Regions from separate parts of the Homo sapiens genome. Here region 1 is linked to region 2. A link is a loop called in an ENCODE intact Hi-C map of the cell type or tissue named here. Cell type or tissue: endothelial cell of umbilical vein. All regions are shown on one strand. Links, peaks and the distances in the headings refer to the core of each region. The heading gives the core; the rest is flanking DNA.

Evidence for each region. Hi-C counts contacts between places; a loop is a spot of excess contacts. Peaks named below come from ENCODE experiments on the same cell type or tissue, not always from the same donor. Only the 100,000 strongest peaks of a DNase experiment are listed, where the experiment ranks them.
Region 1: it touches region 2 in a loop (9-fold over the local background); 1 of 110 quality-filtered maps calls a loop at or near these places.

Annotation. Positions count from the first base shown.
Region 1 is chr6:1,814,775-1,820,683 of GRCh38, reverse strand. All of the region lies in intron 7 of GMDS (GDP-mannose 4,6-dehydratase), which reads left to right. Among named protein-coding and RNA genes, the nearest start is that of FOXC1, 210 kb to the right of the region's middle. In endothelial cell of umbilical vein, for the core only: no CTCF peak of the experiment used is centred there; a DNase peak (open chromatin) is centred at 3,383; H3K27ac peaks cover 1,169 bases.
Region 2 is chr6:1,683,883-1,689,791 of GRCh38, reverse strand. All of the region lies in intron 9 of GMDS (GDP-mannose 4,6-dehydratase), which reads left to right. Among named protein-coding and RNA genes, the nearest start is that of FOXC1, 77 kb to the right of the region's middle. In endothelial cell of umbilical vein, for the core only: a CTCF peak has its summit at 2,811; DNase peaks (open chromatin) are centred at 2,871, 3,091 and 3,301.

The DNA of each region.
Region 1 (5,909 bases), core at 944-4,943, 130 kb before region 2:
ATTCTTGTCTCTAAAGAAATAATGAGTGCTGCTTATTCCTGTAGGTGAAGTGTTTACATTAAAACGTAAACAGAATTTGAGGATTCTATTTAGAATTATAATTCATCTGTATGGAATTGCAGTAAACAGATTTTGGACTACTGAAACAGTAATTTCATGTGAGATATATTAAATGCAAAAGTTATTCTAAATTTTATAGGGTCCATAAATAACCATTAGTCAGATACCCAGACCGAAATGTTATTTCTTATATTTGCAAGTTAATAACCAATAGCTACATTTGAACTTTGTGAAGGGAATTTAAACTATTTTCCTGGAATTTTTGTTTGACTGCCAAAGGGGGAAAATTCTCATTGGACTTTGATTGTGAAATCCAGTGCTTTTTGTGTGTATGTTTTTACTACCAAAGCATTCTTTATCCACATTTTATTTTTTCATAATAAAATTCATGCCTCTTCTTTCAGTAACACATGAGTAGCAGCTAACTACCCTAAGTACTTTTCCCCTATTTATAATTTATATTAAATGTTTTCAAGATTTTAGGTTTCATTTCATTAATGCTAAGTCAGAAATATGTATTTATAAACTATAAGAAAAACTAGAAAATGTACAATATCATAAAATAATTGTTTTCAGAGAGCTTTTTATATTAGTACCAGACAGAAATGTTTGTGTGATATATGTAGTTATTGTGTAGAGTGTACCAAGATAAACACTCAAAATTAATGTAATACTTTCTGCTTAGCATGAGGATTCCTAATCTGTATCATACTATTTTATTTTCTTTAATGATTTTATCATTACAGTGAAGCAAGGAGACAAACATTACTCCTAAAATGTCTACTTGTCATATTCTATCTCTATGAGAAACATAACCCAAGGTAGATATATATATATATATATATATTTTTTTTTTTTTTTTTGAGGCAGAGTCTCACTTTATTGCCTAGGCTGGAGTGCAGTGGCATGATCTCAGCTCACTGCAACTTCTGCCTCCTGGGTTCAAGCAATTCTCCTGCCTCTCCCTTTCAAGTAGCTGGGATGACAGGCGCCTGCCCCCACGCCTGGCTAATTTTTGTATTTTTAGTAGAGACAGGGTTTCACCATGTTGGCCAGGCTGGTCTCAAACTTCTGACCTCAAGTGATCCACCCACCTCAGCCTCCCAAAGTGCTGGGATTACAGGCAGGAGCCACCGCACCCAGGCCCAAGGTAGATTTTTAAGTGGATATAAAGAAATATCTTTCAAAGAGAAGAGCTTTTCCATGTGACTTTTCTGATACACCAAGGTACAACTCAGTGCTTTTCACAGAAAATAATGAATCCGTCGAATAAAAACATTTGAGTTTATTAAAATAAACCACTTAGTAATTGCAGGGTATAACACTTGGGCCTTACCTGCATTAACTTTTTATTTCTCTGAGTATGTAAATATATATGTGTAAATACCAGCTTCTGTGTAGTCATGCCGCTTTTCTTAGGTGTGGCCACTGCTAAGTTACTATGATGAGTCTGTTTTTCAACCTTGCCAAGTTAAAAGAAAATGTAGACTCATTTGTATTAGAATAGGAAGGCATGTTCTAGATTGCAGTCTGTCAGTAGCATCTTGTATGTGAGTGTATGTGTGAGAGTGTGTGTATGTGTGTGTGTGAAGGAGCAGTGTGTTAAATATATATGTGTAAATACCAGCTTCTATCTAGTCATGCGGCTTTCCTTAGGTATGACCACTGCTAATTTACTAATGATAAATTTTTTAGATATGCTTTAGAATTAAGGTGAGTGGTATTATCTCTAGTTTGAGACAAAGAGAAGCGAAGTAACAAAAGGCCACATAAGTGATAAATAGTGGACCTGGAGTTTAAACCTGGGATCCCCACCTAAATCAGAAATACAAAATCAACCACTTTTTTGATGATCCAGGGTCTATGTATATTTATTACATGTATGTATATATGTATATATATATGCATGTGTATATATGTACATACATACATATAGATGTGCTTGTACTAGTGTTTTTCCCACCAGATAGTTAGCCTTTCTTCTCCCCTTGCTCACTTTTTTTTTTTTTTTTTTTGAGATGAAGTCTCACTCTTGTCCCCCAGGCTAGAGTGGAATGGCACGATCTCGGCTCACTGTAACCTCCGCCTCCTGGGTTCAAGTGATTCTCCTGCCTCAGCCTCCCGAGTAGCTGGGATTACAGGTACCTGCCACCACGCCTGGCTAATTTTTGTATTTTCAATAGAGACAGGGTTTCACCATGTTGGCCAGGATGGTCTTGAACTCCTGACCTCAGGTGATCCACCCGCCTCGGCCTCCCAAAGTGCTGGGATTACAGGCATGAGCCACTGCACCCAGCCAAAGGAGAAAACTTTTATTTAGAAAAACTTAACTTTCACTCGTTAGAAAAACGTGTTTTGATAATCTAATTTTTAAAAATGCATTAACTATGTCTTATCTTGGCTAACACATTTTAGTTGACCTGGTTATTTCCCAGAAATTTAACAGATACAGGAGATATATTCATTTTTGGTAATATTTATACCTGTCGTCATACCATAAATATGCATCATGCATTAATGTGCATTCAGATTATGTATTTGCATAGTTCAGTCTTCTGTACTTTCTATAGTTTTCAGGTGGGCTAGTGATTATGGGGCATACTTTTAAGGCAAGCTCTGTATTTCAGAAAAGTAAAAAGTGGATTCACTTTTTCCCCCTTTTTAGCTTTTTGCACCATTACAATTTTTCTTTCCTTTGCAGTTCTCCATTAAAAAAAGAAAGAAAAAGAAAAATAGTTGATCATTCTGTTATAATCTTCCTTACCGTACTGGGAATGGGTTGCTTTTCCTGCTGTTAACCAGGCTTTTACCTCCGTCCTAGGGTGCAGACCCTTGAAGTATTGAGAGAGTCAGGTCACGTGAATAGCATGCAGATTGTAGACTCCCCACAAACCAAGGGGTGCTCCTGACCCAGCTTCATCTGGAGCTATTGCCCTCACAAGGACAGAAGCAATTAAATTGTTTGTTCTGCTACAGAGTAAATGGTCTACTGAGAACTTGTTTGTACTTTTATATGTTTTTATGGTTAATGTTTTCAGTGACCCATGTTATAAAGTAAACCATAACTACTTCTGTAAGCATGTTATAGTAGTAAAGCAAAACTGTATATTCCTAGATATTTATATCACTTCACTCAAACCCTCGGAGTAAAACTTAAAAAAGAAAAGATTTCTTTCCAAACATTTCAGTTAGAAACTCAATTTCAGAACCTTGGCAGTCTTATGTATAGGCTTTCTTACATGATTGTTGAATAACATGTTATTATACGTGGGGGGAAGAATAGTTCTTTTGTTGGCTGCATTACATTTTGTGGTGAAATTGGAGAAAACAAATCATTAAGGAAGTCTATTTTGGTTCAAGACATTACACACTTATGACGAGTCTGTTTTTCAACCTTGCCAAGTTAAAAGAAAATGCAGACCCATTTGTATTAGAACAGGAAGGCATGTTCTAGATTGCAATCTATCAGTAGCATCTTGTATGTGTGTTATGTGAGTGTGTGTGTGTGTGTGTGTAAAGGAGCAATGTATTAAATATATATGTATAAATACCAGCTTCTATCTAGTCATGCCGCTTTTCTTAGGTATGGACACTGCTAATTTACTAATGACAAATTTTTTTAGATACTGCTTTAGAATTAAGGAAAAAAATATTTTCTCGATGAAATGTTAAACTCTGTGACAACCCCACCCAGACCTGCTTTTCTCTGGCAGTTTTCCTAGTCTTCCAAACTCTACCACCCCCCTTCCATTGAAACTCCTATCCCCACCTGTGCCTTATGGTCAGCAGACAAAAAGAAAGACCTCCACCACTTTAAAAAAAGAAGAAGAAGGAGAAAAACAAATCTGTATTTGTTTGTTGCAGTTTGTGAGCAGAGATAGAAGTATGAAAAGAAATACACTAAACTTTACATGTTCATTAATTGGTTGAAAAGGTGGAGAAACCTGTTAATTCTGTGCACTTCTGTGTTCTTTGATTAATGACAATGAGAATATATTACTTTTATATGAGTTATAAAAAACAGAAAACAAAGCAAAATCGTTTACAGTATACTGAGAATTCCCAGTACTGTCTTCCATATTACCTCTTTGGATAATATCCGTATTTTAGAAGGGAGTGCTGCCACTGTATATGAATAAATCGAATTAATGGTGGTATTTTGTTGGGTCCCCATGATACAGTCATCAGTGAACACCTGAGCTTTGGAATGAGACAAAATTGGAATCCAGTCATAAATCAGTCGTTTTATGTGATTTAAGACTCCTAAATAAGCTCTCTGAATCCATTTCCTTATCTGGCAGTCATAAAAATATTATTTCTCTAAGGTGGTACAAAGATGAGATAATTAAAACCTGCTAGCACATGGCAGATCTTCCATAAATACCACCTGGGATGTTGCCAAGCACACAGTAGGCTCTCATAAATACCGAGTGAATAGATAGGCGAATGAATGGTCACTTCTTCTCCCACCCTCTACCGCCTACCCTATCCCACCACCTTCAGGGTCAGATCAAGGCAGGAGAGCAAGCCCCCAACTTGGCTCAGCGCCCTCACTGGTGGGGCAGTGAGCATGCGTGCTCGTTTACTTCCCCTTGCAGAGAGCCGGGAATGTTAGCAACCATAGTGTGTCAGAGGTGGGGAAATGGATTTGGTGTCATGGATGAAGACTTTCTATTCCCAGCTGAAGTTCTTCCTTTTCCTCTTTATTTTGCAACATTCTGTCAGCTGTTTTCTTGTGAAAGAAATCTGGAAGAGTGAAAACAAGAATTGACATCAGGATAAGGTGTAAAACAGGCAGAGGGTCATCAAAAACAGCTGAGCTAACGACAGCACGCTCTCTGTAGAATGTGTCTTGGCCTTCTTCTTGTGTTCCTTTTCATTTAAAAAAGAAAGCAAAAAGAAAGGGATTGGAAGTCTCATCTTTTGCCTTGTGAGTGGGAGTGGGTTTATGTTTAAAATCTCACTTGAACAACCTTATAGATTATTTTTAATAAAAGATGTTTGAAAAAAGCATGTGGCCCATCACAAAGGAGAAAACAAAAATTTAGACTGTTTTTCGTTTGGTTTTCACATAAATGGATTATTCCATGGCCATATTCACCAAGTGGAAGGTCCCCTTTTAATTCCATATAAGGCTGTTGCGCAGGTCTAGGGATCTATTCAGTGGGATCAATAAGGTTGAGACCACATGTAGCCTTCGTTTAGAACTTAGCAGTAAAAATGAAGGCACTGAAATTTTCTGCTGTAACTATTTTTCTCCAGAAGTACAGAAGTTATATAATACTTTGTGAAAATATCCCTTATTATATACATTTGCATATAATAACTTGGGGTAAATTTTTTACTTATATGGCTAATTGAGACTCTAAGCCTGCCTAAGGTGAATTGCTGAATTTTTTTCGGTAGATGAATTGCATTTTTATTGCAGACAATACATGCATTGGGTGACAAAATCTGAAATGATCTGAAGTATTTGAACACAGAGTGGAGCCCCAGCTTTCTATGTGAAAAAGATGTACTATGTACGTGGGAGATTAACCCACAGCAGAATTTATTTCATCTTAAAGAGGGGTGTTTTATAACATGATTATGTGTTTTGTCTTAGAATTTATGATACTTTATTGCATGCCTGTTGTCCACAAATGTGACCTATTTTGTTTTCCATATTTGATTTGAAATAGACACCTTTCTTTCCTTAGTACAAGTCAATTAAATACAGAACTGTTCCTACTATCATTTTTAATTGGAAACTGAAATATCAGGAAATGTTACAGAATCATGAAATAAATGCCAGTTGTTTAATTTGTTTTATATAAAGAGGTTTAGAGACTGAATTATAAAACAGGATT
Region 2 (5,909 bases), core at 1,102-5,101:
TTTTCAGAAGACGTTTATGAGGTGATCATTTGCTAGACATTACAGTATATTAATCCTTTGCCAAGGTGACCGTTGAATTAGAATTGTAGACAATGTTGTTGGACAAAAATCCTGGGAAGATAAATAGTTGCAGGACAGAAAAGCAATAAGAAGGAGATTTGTGTGTCAGTGAGGGATGGGCTCAACCCTGAATTTTCAAGTTTACTTAGGGTTGCCAGGAACATATTTACTCCTAATATCCATTGTCTTATACCAGAAGATACAAATGTATCTGATTCAAAGAGGTGGTGTCATTTCTAACATTATATCTCTATTTCAGTTCCACACTGCTTGTTATTCAGGGGGAGTGTCCTACCTTGCTACATTGCTAGATGACATTACTCATGAGACAGATCATTCAAAGAATGAAAAGTTACTTTATAATGCTAGTGAAAGCTTTCAAGTATTCATTGTGAGGTAGGCCTACACTTGGGTAATTTTATGGGCTCTCTTGACTCATGTTTGCAGTATTGGGTGTGGAGCAGTCCGATGAAGAGGAAGAGAGAAGTGGTTGCAGAATCCTTCCCTAACTGTATTCTACCAAGTTTGAAGTATGGAATCCCACACAGGCCATTCCTCCTGCAACTCTACCATGGTTAAAAATATATATCTGACACAACCACAACCTCAGCTTGATTTAATAAAAATAACTTTGTGTCTGTCCATGTAAAAGGTCACTGGTGCTTATTATGGCCCAAAGGTTATCGTTTCAGAGCCTCATTTTTCAATGCAACCCTCATAGCAAGAACATGTTATAAGAAAGTAACCTCTACAGTAATGATCATCCACATCTGCATTCTCTAATGTCAGTTTTAAGTGATTTTTAGGGAAAATGGCTGATGTTGAAGTGCTATCATTTATTTCCCTTCCAAAACTTGCAGGAATATGTAGAGAGCTGACTTTAAAAAAATAAAATAAACTCACATTCCTCAAACAGATGCTGTCAATTGGAAAAGGCAGTACCCCCAAAATCTGCATATACCTCACAAGTGTTAGCTGGCTATCTTTATATAATAGCTACTGTATCCCATCTTGGTGCCTCTAATGAAGACCATTACAGAAATACGTTTAACATAAATTAAACTCTACATGGGAGTATTAAGTCCCCAGGCAAATTCTTTCTTTTTGGCTGGTATTTAAGATAAAGACCTCATGAGAGCTGCAGTGGATTTGTGACTCAATAGCTAAATATATGCTTTGAAGAGCGTGGAGAGGTTTCAGAGGAGAATCACGGAGAGGATGTAATGTAGAAACACACACAAACTTTAGAAGGTGGAGGGAACTGGAGTTGCTTGATTGCTGGAAGCAGATCCAAGTAGGAGGAAGAAAAAGAGGTAGACCAGCTTGTATTCCACACAGCACGCTCCACGTGCGTGACCATAGCAAGGTGCGGGGTTTCCACGAGCCGTCGTTCATCTGTGTAATGGGGGCAAATGCCCACACTTGAGAGTTTCTGAGACTGGTAGAGAAAATATGCTTGACACTTAGTAGGTGCTCAGCAAATGCTGGTATTCTTTTTGCTGAAACCCCAAAGCATCAGAGTCAACATTGACTCCCCTCCCTCTCTCACACCCCACAACTTATCCATCAGCGAACGGTTCACTCACTCTCCTTCGGAAATCAACCCAGAATCCAGCTGTGTCTCACCAGCCTCCCAAGCCCCGCTAAACAAAGCCGCCATCCTCTCTGCTGTGGATTTAAGAGCCTCACGGCCTCCATTCTTGCCCTCCTACAGCCCATTGTGAAGATAGTGGCACTTTTTACGTAAGTGAGACCACATTACCTCTCATTCAGAACCCACCTGTGGCTTTACAGCTCTCTCAGTGGAATTCCAGGTCCTTCCCGCAGCTTACAGTGTTCTCCATGACCTGCCCCGCCCCAACCTCACCCCGCTTAGCTCCTGCCCTCTTACCCCCATGCCCTCTCTCCAACCACACTGACCCTTCAGCTTCACCTTGGGGCACTGACACCTGCTCCTCCCCCAGAAAGTTAGAGGGCAGGACTGCTCCCCACACTCTTTCAGTCTCTGCATCAGAGAAGCCTCCGTGGCTTCTCTGAACCCCCCTCACGTTCTTCACCTGCCTCTTTGTGTCTCTCCTCCCGCTAGAATGGAAGCTGCATGGCTAAGGGCCCTGTCCATTGTGCTGGCAACTCTCTCCCTAGTGTCAAGGACGGTGCCTGGAACACAGGAGAAGGACGGTGCCTGGAACACAGGAGCTTGCTGATGGCCTGCTGAGTGGAGGAGTTAGTATTGGCCCTGGAATCCAATGGGAAGCGTTCTGGGCTGAAATTCAGAACACCTGGGGCCTGAATGCAGCTCCTGACCTTGATACCTACCACCTGTCTGATCTTAGGCAAGACCTTGACCTAGAACATTGGCCTCATCCTCCTCCCCTGGAGGTTGGAGGCCTGCGCCACTTCCAGGTCTGAAACCCAACCAGCCCGTGAAGTGCGGGAGAGTCTAGGTAGCAGGTGCTGTTCACGTCCTTCCTGATGTTCAAGCCTTGGGGGTGTTGCTGTAGTTGAACAGGAGCTCTTTCGTTTCTGTTATGGGAGTTTTTTGTCAGTGAGAAGGTTCGTGAACCTTGAAGGGGTTACTGATGTAGGTAAGGACATCTCTGGGGCCTGACAAACGGGGTGGCGCCTCTTGTCCTGGAAAATATTATAGTTGTGATTTTGCCTAAAACTGAGGATGGAGTTCCAGTCCTACTTGTGATTTTAAACATTTGTATCTTCCTTTAAGTAAATATTATTTGGGATGCAGGAAATGAAGTTTTGGAATATTTCAACAGATGGCGCTGCTGGTAGCTATTATCTGACTATAAAAATTAAATTTAATCCTTACTAATTTCAGTAATTTCATTTAAAAAAATTGTATTGCCTCCAAGGATAACACATTAGTTTGTTTAGTCCTTTATCTTACCAGTACCTCAGAGTGAATGGTTTTAACCCTTTTATAAAGCATTGCCAGCCCTGCAACCTGGGCAGCTCAATTTCAGAAGTTGCTGCGTTAATGTACTGTGCACTGTGACTCAGTGCTGTCATAGAAAATGTGCCAAAATGCTTTACTCAGAGGGAAAGATGGTTTGCATATAAGTACATTCCATTATGGCTTATGCCATAAATACAAGCCAACCCGGGGGGGATCTATTTAGATCCTTTAAATAGATGCAAATATTTTCTTAAATGGTTATACAAAGACAAATACTGTGACTAATCAGTGGACACAGAGAAAGATGCGTGCTTGCTAGAGTCTAAGGAGAAAATGTTTTGCAGAGAATGATGGCCAAAGTGTCAGAGATCCCAGTGACACTCACTCATCAGCTTCCCCCCACACCCTCTCCAACCATTTCCAGTTGGTCTTCCAGCAAGACCATTTTAATTATGTAGCCATGCACTTGCTTCTGGGTGTGGTTTCCCTGATTGCATACTTAAGTGCAGATTACAAATATTTGGCAGGATTCCTTCCTCTGTGGGAACCAGACAAGTCATAACACCAACTGAACGCTCTACACTGTTGTGCGGGAAAGAGGCCGCGTCATCTCGGGTTTCAGAGTGCAGAGCAGGAGAAACTGGCTTCAGTTCTGCTCCTCTCTCACAGCCACATGCCCCCAGCCAGCAAAGGGTCTGTAATGAGGGCTACAGACTTCGCTTCTTCTGCCACCACTGTAACCAGACCCACGGCCAAAAAGAACCAGCCAGAAAGCCCAATGTGGAGCGACTTCTTGTCTCAGAAAATGACTCCACGGCCTGTGCTTTATGGCATGATCACCCAGAATGCTAGAGAGAAATTAAGATTCGGGCATGCACGTCTATGCCAAAGGAAGACTTCACCAGGGGATATTCAGGAATTCACTGATAAGCTTAAGAAGATTTTTGCAATTGTTAGCTCTTAAAATCATTTTTAATTAGTGAAGCAGAGAAATGCTGAGTGAAACAGCCATACTTTTCCCCAACTTGATTGGGAAAATCTCCATCCTGTGCCCCTCCATTCCTTCCCATCCTTCCTCTTCACTCCGTTTTTCCTGGTAAATGTTATGGCCACGTTCTGAGCAACCAACCTCCCTGTGCTCTGTGCGGCCAGCTTGGAACTGCAGGTGGGGGAGGATGGACACCCATTTCCTGTCTCCCAATCTGGGAATCCATGGGCATAAATCTGCAAACGCTGGCATAGTCATTGTTGGCATGAATGGAGACGAGGAATATATTGTCAGCAGGCCTTTGAATTTCATTTTCAGATTAAACAGTTTTTTTTAATTAAAAAAAAACCCTTACTAAAGTCGCTTAGCAAACAAAGAGCTATACTGTTTGCATCATTGAAAACAGAAGAGCAATAGCAGTGCCAGATACTCCTCTATTACTTTGTTTGTTTGTTGTTTTTTGTTTTTGAGATGGAGTCTCGCTCTGTCACCCAGGCTGGAGTGCAGTGGCGTGATCTCGGCTCCGGCCTCAGCCTCCCAAGTAGCTTGGATTACAGGCATGTACCACCACACTGGGCTAATTTTTTTGCTGTTTATAGTAGAGACGGGGGTCTCACCATGTTGACCAGGCTGATCTCGAACTCTTGACCTCAAGTGATCTGCCCACCTCGGCCTCCCAAAGTGCTAGGATTACAGGCATGAGCCACCGCACTCAGCCTCCTCTATTACTTTTTAATTCAAGTGTCTCAAGGTGCTTTACAAGTGTTAATTAAGTCTACCTTTTTTTTAAGGTGGGTAAGTAGTTAAAAAAAAAGGGGGGGGAGAGAGGGAGCAGTTTTGTGTCATAGTATTTGAAGGAGAAAAGCAACACTTAAGCCTGACATCATTGTGGCTTCAGTGGCAGGCACAGGTTGATAATTCTAAATGGCAACTAACAGGAAGAGGATGAATAATTTACTGTGTATATTTACTTGGTGCCAGGTGCTGGACTCGGTTTAACCCCCAGCTTTAATGAGGTATAATTTATTTAAAATAAAAATCACCCACTAAGGGTGTACATTTGATGAGTTTTGGCCATATACAGTTGTGTAACCATCACCACAGCCAAGACAGGACCATCTCCAGCCCCAGCAAAAAGCTCGCTCCTCCTGCTTTGTAGTCAGTCCTGCCCCCAACACCGCCCCTTTTCTGGTCACTGTAAGTTTAGAATGTTGTGTAAATGGAATCCTTCAGTATGTGTCTTTTGTGCTGGCCTTCCTTTACCTGGCACAATGTCATTGAGATTTACCATGTTCCCCGGTGTGTCTGTTCGTTCCTTTTCATTCATTTCATAGTCTTCGTTCGTGTGGATGCATTGCCGCACAGCCGTTCACCTGAAGCTCATTTGGGTTGTTTCCTTTGGGGATGATACGAATGTTGCTGCTGTGAACATTTGCATTCCTGGTTTGTGTGGACATGTGTTTTTATTGCTCTGGTTACATACGTTTGAGTGAGCCCACGGTTCATCTGGGAAGTATGTCTGTGGCCAGGCTCAGGCTGTTTTCCACAACCGCTCTGCCCTGTTGCATTCCCACCAGCAACACGGGAGACTTCCAGCCGCCCCACATCCTGGTGTTTCCATACGACTTCAGCGGATGCTCACACAGCACGGTGAAGTCACTACTTCTGTGACTCCCACTTCACCAAGGAGGAAGCTGAGGCCTGAAGAGAGTGAGTGGTGTAAAATACAAAAAAAATAGCTGATAGAGGGCGGATCCAGGTCTACTGATGGCAAAACCCACCCTCATAGCTGATAGAGGGCGGATCCAGGCCTCCCGATGGCAAAACCCACCCTCATAGCTGATAGAGGGCGGATCCAGGCCTACCGATGGCAAACCCCACCCTCATAGCTGATAGAGGGCGGATCCAGGCCTACCGATCGCAAAACCCACCCTCTTTCTATTACAGTAT